Linked DNA regions of Mus musculus: region 2 is linked to region 1. The links are chromatin loops, found by intact Hi-C in ENCODE. Cell type or tissue: heart. All regions are shown on one strand.

Region 1 (5,000 bases):
TAAAGTTTGTTAGAAAACAGATGAGGTCAGTGGCAACCAACAGACTGCTCCCTGGGGAAAGCAGCTACATTTGAAGGACTCACATGCTTTAAAGACTTCTCTGGAGAGAATGGAAAATACAGAGCGAACGGTGGCCTGGCAGGATTTGCCAGGTTTTAGCACAAGGGCTAAGCACTCTATCTGGCTTACTTTGCGGTTACACTACAGACTTAGTAAGCTTTCCTTATTACTGATGGGGGAAGAAAATCTGAGTTTTACCAAGCCAGGACTGGGGTCCGTCTGAAGGGCTCCCCAGCACATTCCTTCCCCCAGCAATCCCAGGAAGGCACATGACTTGTCTCCATTTTTGCCTGTGTGTCTATTTTAAGACTCTCACTTTGTCCAAGGACATCATTTGTCATTTATTTAATACACTGGCTTCTGAGCTATGTGCGAGTCAACAAAGTCTGAGGTATTTATCCAGAGACTACTTTATGCTAGGCTTTGTACCGTGTAGGACACTACCTGGACCTAGGAACGTAACAGCTCACAGAGGAGACAAAAGCCTGACCAAGGACAGTGGCCCCATTACACAGTGGCAGGAGACCCCAAGTGAGAAAAGGGCAGCAGAGGAATGGATGAGGTGCCAGGAGCCAACATCTACCAGAGCAGACATCTCCTCCTCCCTTCCTCTCCCCCATCCCCCACTCTCTTTACACAGAAGTTAGGGGCTGCGGGAGGGGACATCAAGCGTCCTGCTCCATCATCACTTCTCTCTGCCTTACCTCCTTCAGGCAATGCTTCCCATTGAACCTGGAGCTAGGGTGGCAGCCAGGGAGCCTCAGTGAGTCTCCAGTATGTCCACACAGCGCTGGGAATACAAGCCTGACATGGCCACATAGGGTCTTTTGCTTCTGTGGGTACTTGGATATGAATTCAGGTCACTAGCATAGCAAGCCCTCTCACCCACTGAGCTGTCTCTCCAGCCACCTGTGAGGACGTTTATCATGCTGGCTGCGCAGGCTCCCAAAAGATGTACTGAAGAAGCTAAGGCAGAAAAATCTAGAAGGTTAACTCCTTAGCTGAGACAAAGCTACTGTGGGAGAAATGGCCTAGGAATGGCTAACAGATCCCACGCAGAGGCCTCTGGGAGTCACCCATGGGGGGTGGGGGTGGGGCTTTTACTCATGTGCAGCTCATACTCTCCTCAGGATACATCAGCTGCCACAGTCAACACCTAGAATTTCCAACTGTGGAGGACCATGGAGACAGGGGGTGTTGCTTCCAAGGGGACAGGGGATGTTGCTTCCAAGGCACAATTCTTCTTGCCTCTGTTGGCTAGTTTTATGTCAGGCTGATAAAACCTGCAGTGACCTGAGAAGAGGGAACCTCAAATGAGAAAATGCCCCACCAGGTTGCCCTGTGGGCAGAGCTGTGGTGCACTTTATGGCCGATGATTACTTACGGCGGGCCCAGCTCAATATGGATGGTGCCACCTCCGGGCTATTGGTCCTGAGTGCTACAGAAAGCAGGCTGGGTCGCCCTTAGCAACAAGCCAGTGGGCAACAATCATCCACGGCCCCTGCCTTGACTTTTGTCAGCAATGGAGCTTGACCTGAGAGTTGTAAACTGAAATAAACTTCTTCCCCAAGTTGTTTACAGTCAGAGTGGTTGATTGTGGCAATCGGAACTCTGAGACCCCACCCAGAAGCAGTTGTCATACAAGGTGCTCAGGTGAAAGGAGGTCCTTGTTCCCACTTAGCATCCCTGTCTCCCCTCCGCACACTGTCCCAGTACATCCTCATCATGACCTTACGGCCTGTGTGGTAGACAAGCTGTGTGACCCAGGAGAAGAGGGATAGGATGACTCAGAGGCCAGGCTCTCTCCCCAGAGTGCTATCCCAGCTAGACAGGCAGTGCTGGTGAGTGCTGAGCACCAACCCTCTGGGTAACAATCCTGTACTGATTTGGGCCCTTGTCTTGTTCTTTGAGCTGATTTCAGTGGCTACTATCTTTCTGGGAGGCTCTAGGCTTCTGTCCTTGCTCCCTGGCTCACATATATGCTCTGGACTTAGCAGCTAGGCTGCCTGGAGTAGCTAGCTAAGTGGCTACTGACTTCTCTGGGATGGGTACTAGACTCCAGTTACCAAATGGTTCTTGGATAGTCCCTTCTGTTTAATTGGATCTTTTAAAAATGACCGGATACCAAGTAAGCCAATTTATAAAGAAACACAGGCATCCGCCCAAGTTCTTCCTAAAGGTCTCAATTGAGCTGAGTAATTTCAAACGCCCTTTGCAAAGCAAATGAGTCTACCTGCCTGCTCTTCCATACACATCTAGCTTGCCGGTGTGCTTAGGAATGCCCGTTTCCCACTGTGAGGGGCTGCGCTCTGCTTCTAGCACTTCCTTCCAAGTTCACTGCAGAACAGTTTGTCCCTGGGAGGTTCAACAGAGGGTGCTGAGCGCCTCCCGCTGGCCAGACCCAGGCCTCCAAGTCAGGATTTATGGTATGCTGGTTAAAAGGCCAACCCCATTCAGAGTGCAAGCCATCTCCTGACAGGCTTAGTGGCAGAGACTGCCTAAGCTCAACTGTGCCTGGCTCTGGGATGGGAACAGAGGAGGAGGCAGGGCAACAAGAGGCTTTAACATGTGACCAGAAGCCTCTCTCTCTATGGCAAAGGGCGGAGCAGGGAGTTGAGGCCACAGTTAGTTACAAGTCAGGGTGGAACACCAAGCTAAAGAAGGCAGAAAACACAAGCCCTGGGAAAGGCACTTGCCAGTGGAGGTGTGGAGAGGCACAAGCAGGGTGGTCTGACCTTCCAGGATATCTCCTTCTCCAGCAGTGAGGCTCAGTGGGAGGGTGAGGAGGAGCTGAGCTTTCCCCACGTTTGTTCCTGCATATTTGACTGACAGAGTTTCCCCAAGACTAAATACCGTTTCTTTTTCTATTTTCAGGTGAGGTGGGGGGGCACATGTGTATATGTGCGTGTGTGGGTCTGGCTGTGTGGGTGTGTTTGTGGGATTGTGGGAATGTGCAGAGGCCCAAAGCTAATGTTGGGAATCACCCTCTCTCCTATTCACTGAGGCAGGCAGAATCTCCCAGTCAACCCCACGCTCCCTTGCTACAGTCCATCCATCTATGGCCAGCTTGCTCTGTAGATGGAGAGGCAGGCAGGACCTCCCAGTCAACCCCACGCTCCCTTGCTACAGTCCATCCATCTATGGCCAGCTTGCTCTGCAGATGGAGAGGCAGGCAGGACCTCCCAGTCAACCCCATGCTCCCTTGCTACAGTCCATCCAGCTTACAGGCCCAGCTTGCTCTGCAGATGGATGCCTATCTCTGCTTTCTGAAGCTGGAATTGCAGGCCAGTTGCCTGTGGGTGCTGGAGTCGGAACTCTGGTCCTCATGCTTTAACTACTGAGCATCTCCCTAGCCTAAGAGAGAATTTTCTAATTCTAAGATACCTTAAAAATACTTTGCATACAGATTATCCATGCTATATTAATAAGTTACCATCTAAAGACTTTATGTTATAATTTTTCTGTATATGAAAATTTTCCAATAACATTTAAACTGCTTATTTTTGCATGGAAGAAAACATTATTTTATATAGAACTTATATGCCACCTCCTTACCTTTTTGGGGGGGAGGGGTTCATTATGCTATAGTCCTGGCTGCCTTAGAACTTCATACATAGTCCAGAATGGCCTAAAGCTCACAGAAACCCACCTGCCATGACAGTAACTACCGTATGGACTTTACGTGTGTAACCCCCTCTGTCTGCAGACGTGGTATGTCTGCCTCTTTTAGTATGTGACTGTTTTAGTTCTCTGAGCTACATTCTCCACCACAGGGCTGTTTCACTGTGGAGCACTAGGAGCTTGACCAAGGCTCAGGACCTATTTCTCTAGCAAATCCCAAAACTGAGTCTTGCCATCTACCATGGTACAGTGAGACCAGCTGACTGGAGACCAGGTTCTCTTGTCTCCTCTTTTGGGTTGAACCCCCACATCCAACCACAGTTCTCTCCTAACATGGGGGAGGTCTCCATCTGTAACACTGCCCTGAGAACCCTTACTTCTTAGAGGGTCAGCTAGGGTGGATTCTTTTCATGATTCCCCTCTAGTTCCCTAAGTACTGTGTAGTGCAGGGGGTGTTGGACCTGAAGTTGGTCCCCAAGAAGACACTGCCCAATCCACTGCCTCCATTGTGTTGTTGCTTAAATTGACACATGGAGGTAACCACTCTGAGCATCTAGAAACTCACTGACTTCTAGTTGTTCTCCTCACAGGCAGAAAATCACCAGTGGTGAATCCTACTGAGGGTAAACTCTCCCCCCTATTCATCCTCATTCATTCTCATTCTCTCTCTCTCTCTCTCTCTCTCTCTCTCTCTCTCTCTCTCTCTCTCTCTCTCTCTCTCTCTCTCTCCCCCCTTTCATCTGGTAGAACAAGGAAACAATCTTCACAGCACTCTTTAAGGCTCTGCCCACAGGTCTCCAGTCTCTCTGTAAGAGACTATTTGGAATCCTGCTCACTGGCCTCTCCTCCCCAGTGCTTCTATATAAGGCATGGTTAGAACATGGTGGGGGTGGCTCTGCAGTGATTCTTAGAAACCTGTATTTATCATTTCCCATTGCTTAGCTATTCTACTTGCTTAGCCTCACCCTTGGTGACATTACTGATCTGGGTTGGGCTATCCCATCTCCTTTGTGTTCATTTAACTGACAAGTCCATGCTAAAGGAGACGCAGTGACTTGGCGCCTGTGCTAGAGGAATATAGTCCAGCAGTGTCTCCAGGCACACTGCTCTTACCTGTTGCTTGAGTGCCTCCAAAGATTCGAATTCCAATCTGGCCAGTTTCTGTTGGATGTGCCGTGGTTTATCAGGGATGGCAAATGCGAGTATGAACTTCAGAGCCAAGAGTGCATGCTGCAAAGAGAAAGACCTCATGTTGAGAGTTTTACCCACCTGTTGCCAGCAGAGAAGTTAGATCCTAAAGGATGCTGGACTCTTTCTGT
Region 2 (5,000 bases), 180 kb before region 1:
TCCTCCACTGCTGTGTAACTTAATTAACCCGTTTATTCTATTCTATGAGTGCCACATGGCTTGTCACCTACCTCTTCTTAGCTTCACGTATCTGTGGCACTTCCTTCTTTGAGTGCTCCAAGGTCAATGAGAAGGATTTGAACTCTCTTCCTAGAGCTACTGCGAGCCCTCAACATGGCTGGGTCCTCCTGCAGGCCATTGATAACACATTGCCTGAGGAAGCCAAGTTGTTTTCTAGGTAGGAGGCCTCCCAGTGCCGTCTCTTAGTCAAAGCTTACACAAGACACAGAATCCTCTACTCTGCTTTGTGCCCAGATTTGCAAGAGGAGAGGGGATGTTAAAAAAAATATTTGACTCGCACCTATAATCCCATACTCAGGAGGTGGAGGCAGGAGGGTTATGAGTCCAATCCAGTCTGGGCTCATAGTCAGAACCATCTCAAAAGCAATCAGATTCAAACAAACAAACAAACAAAACAAACCCTCTCACCTTTGTGCATTTGCTTTGCCAGTGCCCACAGGAATATTAATGCCACTTCTAGGCTCACCTTCAAAGTAAAACTCTCTGACTTTTGGGATTATTTAGTCCTCATATTTTTAAAAATAACAAGTATTTTCCAAGTTTAATTTTTTCCCCTCTCCTCACCAATTTACTTACTGTCATGGCCTGCCACTCCCTGTAAATGTCCAACAGATGCTAGAGAAGGTTTGGAAATAATTCAAGATTCTTTGGCCTTTGTTAGATAAAGTGTGTGTGTGTGTGTGTGTGTGTGTGTGTGTGTGTGTGTGTGTTTATAAAACCTGCTACTTAGAATGAGGAGTCACAGAACAGTGCCGTTCAGGAAACATAGGTTGACCCTGATCATGAAGTCCTTACAAAGGGATGGCACACACAGGACCAAAGGCACAGGAGTTGTGCCTCTGGGACTCTGCTTCCTTCTCTGCTTGTTTGAGGTTGCACGGGCTTTCTGCTTATTTGAGGTTGCACTAGTTAATTTTTGACAACTTGACACAAACTAGAGTCACCTGGGAAGAAGGAACTTTGTTGAGGAATTGCCTCCATCAAAGGCAGGTGCCTTTGGCTTGTCTGTGGGCAATTTCTTGATTGCTAGTTGGGGTGAGAGGGTCCAGCACAGTGGGCAGTGCCATCCCTATGCAGTTAGGTCTGGGCTGTGTGAAAAGCAGCCGAGAAATCCATAGAGAGCAAGCCAGTAAGCAATCATTTCTCCATGGGCCCTGCTTCAATTTCTTCCCTGGTCTGGTGGACTGGATATAACCTGTAAGGCAAACAAACCCTTTTCCCTCCTGTTTACTTTTTATCCATATTTTATCCCAGCAACAAAAAGCAAACTGGGACAGAAATTGGTATCAGAGAGTGGGGTATCGTCGTGATAGGCCATTTCAGAGCCTTGGGCTAGGGGAGGCCACTGAGAGCTCAAATCTTCATGAGCTTATGGAGGAAGTCAGTACACAGCATCCCCTGTGGTCTCCGCTTCAGGTCCTGCCCTGAGCGCCTGGCTTCCTGATGACACGTTAGCTGGGATTGTAAGATGGAATAAACATTTTTCTCTCCTTTTCAAGTTTCTTTCCAAAATCAAGTTGATTTTGGTCAGTGTTTTATAACAGCCACAGAAAGCAAACTAGGACATAAGCTTTCTGATTCTTTTACATGCTATGCTCTTCCATCACAAATAACAGCGTATTAAGATTCACGAAGGTAAGTCGGGAAAGAACCAATACCAGGCAAGAGCTGTGGGATGCTGGGTGCTTGACAAGAGGAGCTTAAGACGACCTCAGCAAAGTCAGCTGGATCCCTTCCCTGCCCAGAGCCCTTCTGTTGCTGTGTCCTCTGACCTTTGGGTGACATTACCAGCCTCCCCTCTAACCTCTAACCTCTAACCTCTAACCTCTAACCTCTAACCTCTAACCTCTAACCTCTAACCTCTAACCTCTGTTCTGAGTTTCACTCTCTGGGCTGCTTCTCAGCAAAGCATACTCTGGAAACTCCTCTTGTGGGGTTTTTATGGAAGGAGCCTACGCTGCTTCCAGAATTCCTCCAAGGACTCAGCCCCAGTTGCTCACAGTGGCTGTTCTTTTAATATCATGTCTCCCCTCTTCTTCCTTTTTTTCCCCTCCGGTTCCCTTCTTCTTTTCCTTCTCTCCTCTCCCCTCCCCTCCCCTCCCTTCCCTTCCCTTTTCTTCTTTTTCTCTCCCTCTCCTCCCCTTCCTTCTCTCCCTTCCTTCCCCCTTTCTCTTCCCTCCCCTCCCCTTCCCTTTCTCTCTTCCCCTTCCCCTTCTCCTCTCTTTCCCTCCCCTCCCTCCCCCTCCTCTCCCTTCCTTTCCCTTCCCTTCTTCATTTTTCCCAGGGAAAAACCTTGCAGGATTTTCTTTCCTGGGTCCATGATTGTCTAAACCTGACTGTGCACTATTGTAGTGAGAGGACACTTCCCTCTGGGTCCTGACAGGGGGCAGCATTTAGTTTCCTATCAGAACGAGTTGCATTCCTAGACTTGTATGTGATTCCAGCTCAAAATAAAGAAAAACATTGAAATGAGGGGTTTAATTCCCGAGAGGGACTGGAAGGCTGTGTCAGCGTTTCCATGGTGAGGGCTGTCTTCTGGGGATTTACCTTCCAGCTGTGAGAATCTGCTTTATGCTAGACTTTAAGCCTTTGGCTGCTTAAAGGCTCTATATTATTAAAGAGTCCACTTTTGACTAAGTTGAAACTGTGACTCTGTAAAGCCGACTCAGAATGTTCTCCCCTCTGCCCCTTGCCCCATTGGCTGCTGGCCACGCTCCTTGCCAAGCAGCGTGGAGACTTGGCAGAGGTGCGGCATCTGGCTCTCCTGCTGTGTGTGGTCTGAGAAGGGCTGCACTGAGGAAGAGAACCTTGGCTCTTTTGTACTGTTAAAATGACACCTCCATGGGTCCCACCCGAGTCTATCTGTAGGTGTTTCTCCATGCACAGTCACTCACTGACCCCAGGTCTTAGAATCACAGAGGAGAAGGGCAAGTGTCAGCCTGCGATGCCTCCGTGAGTATCAGAAGAAAGCCAGGTTGAGATGTTTTGTGTGAATTCCTTCTTGCAGCAAGAGCCGGTATAGTGCGAGGAAGAGAAAGGGGATCTGTCTCATCAACCAAAAGAGAGAGCAAAGCAGGCTCACTTTGAGCCGTCAGCGTCAAACACATCAAAGTCATCTCTGCTTGGTTTTAAATAAGAACACATTTGCAGACACTTTGGCATATCCTTTATTTTAAACAGAGTTACAGAGGTGGATGGAAGCCCCTCACGATAGAAGGAAGACGCTGAGAGCAGAGAGCCAACATCTGTGTTGGTGCGGAACCTGACTGGGTTCCGAGTGTCAGAAAGCACCATGGGGATTCATAACCATCTCAACTCAAGGTCTGGGGACCCATTGTCCTCTCCTGACCTGTGCGTGGACCAGGCATGACAGCAGCGCACATACATACACATGGGCAAAACACATACAAATTAAAATTTAATATAAAAATCTAATAACATTATTAGAAATAATATTTATAAAGTTACATGGGAAAACATTGATACAAACAAGGTTGGCCAAAAATTTATGATGAAGAAAAAGCTTTGACATCATCTGGGGATCTAAAAAGTCATGATTTGCAGAAAGGTGCCATGCCTCTGTATGTGAGTGTGTGTGTGTGTGTGTCTGTGTGTGTGTAAGAAAGAGAGAGAGAGAGAAAGAGTGTGTGTGTGAATGAATGTGTGTATGTGTATATGAGTGTGTATAAGAGTGTGAATGTGAGTGTGTGTATTTGTGTGTGAGTATGAGTGTGTCTGTGAGTGAGTGAGTAAGTGAGTGAGTGTATGTGTGTAAGCCATATGTTTCTATGAAACTTTTCACAAGCAAAAGGGGAAAGCTTAAGCAAAAGACACACCTCAGGCCACACAGAGCCTCTGGACAACTATAAAGGACCTGCGGGCTCACCACACTCAAAGCAATCACTGTCTCATTAGCTGACAGCTGAGTGGAGCCAGCAGAATCTCCTGTGGCCTTCACTACAGGAAGTACAGACTACCTCAGTAATCTACTGGGGCCACAAGACACAGACAGCAGCAGCAGCCACAAAATCAGCAGTAGCAATAAGAAGCCCTAGAAAGACGGCTCAGTGGTTAAGGGCACTGGCTGCTCATACAGAGGACCTGAGTTCAGTTCCCGACTCTAACTACACTTCCATGGATGTAATGCCCTCTCCTGGCCTCTGCCGGTGCACATGTACACATATATGCATGCAGGCAAAACACCCAACACATGTAATAAAAAATAAATGTTTTAAAAGGAGCTCTGAAAGTGGAAGGATCTGTGTAGTTGCCGTTGCTCCACATTGTATTACCTACTCCAGTGTTTCATGAGACAAACAAAGAAACATTAAAATATGGTAAATTCGGGAGGGGGCACATGATCAATGGAGAGTACTACAGAAGTCATACATTGAATTTTTAGATGAAGACTCTAAATAAGCTTGTATAAATTATTCAAACAATTCAAGGAAATAATGTCTAAAGAATGAAAAGAAAGGATCAGAATAGTGCCTCACCAAGTCAGTAATTTAAATAAAGACAGAGAAGTTGCTTTTAGGCACCAAATAGAAATTTTGTAGTTGAAACATACAATAGCTAAACGTAAATCTCACTAGAGGGCCTCAGAAGCCATTTGAGGTCATAGAACAAAGACTTAAATTTGGGCTGGGTGGGGGGATGGTTCAATCATCGAGGGCATGAGGACTGGCTGGTTTTGTGTCAACTTGACACAAGCTAGAGTCATCAGAGAGAAAGGCGCCTCAGTTGAGGAAATACCTCCATGAGATCCAGCTGAAAGGCATTTTCTCAATTAGTGATCAATGGGGGAGGGCACAGCCCATTGTGGGTGATATCATCCCTGGGCTGGTGATCTGGGTTCTGTAAGAAAGCAGGCTGAGCAAGCCATGGGGAGCAAGCCAGTAAGCAGCACCCCTCCATGG

What was found. A loop is a pair of places that touch in the nucleus more often than their neighbours do. Peaks named below come from ENCODE experiments on the same cell type or tissue, not always from the same donor. Only the 100,000 strongest peaks of a DNase experiment are listed, where the experiment ranks them.
Region 2: it touches region 1 in a loop (6-fold over the local background); 8 of 42 quality-filtered maps call a loop at or near these places.

The regions. Positions count from the first base shown.
Region 1 is chr9:122,196,977-122,201,976 of GRCm38, forward strand. Ano10 (anoctamin 10) reads right to left here. Exons shown (of 13, transcript NM_133979.3): 12 at 4,795-4,911. Among named protein-coding and RNA genes, the nearest start is that of Mir8106, 75 kb to the right of the region's middle. In heart, a CTCF peak has its summit at 2,454 (motif pointing left); DNase peaks (open chromatin) are centred at 1,825 and 2,515; H3K27ac peaks cover 2,899 bases.
Region 2 is chr9:122,016,411-122,021,410 of GRCm38, forward strand. It overlaps Gm39463 (a long non-coding RNA gene), which reads left to right. Exons shown (of 2, transcript XR_871388.3): 2 at 1-23. Among named protein-coding and RNA genes, the nearest start is that of Pomgnt2, 23 kb to the left of the region's middle. In heart, CTCF peaks have their summits at 2,463 and 4,243 (motif pointing left); DNase peaks (open chromatin) are centred at 2,571 and 4,961; H3K27ac peaks cover 865 bases.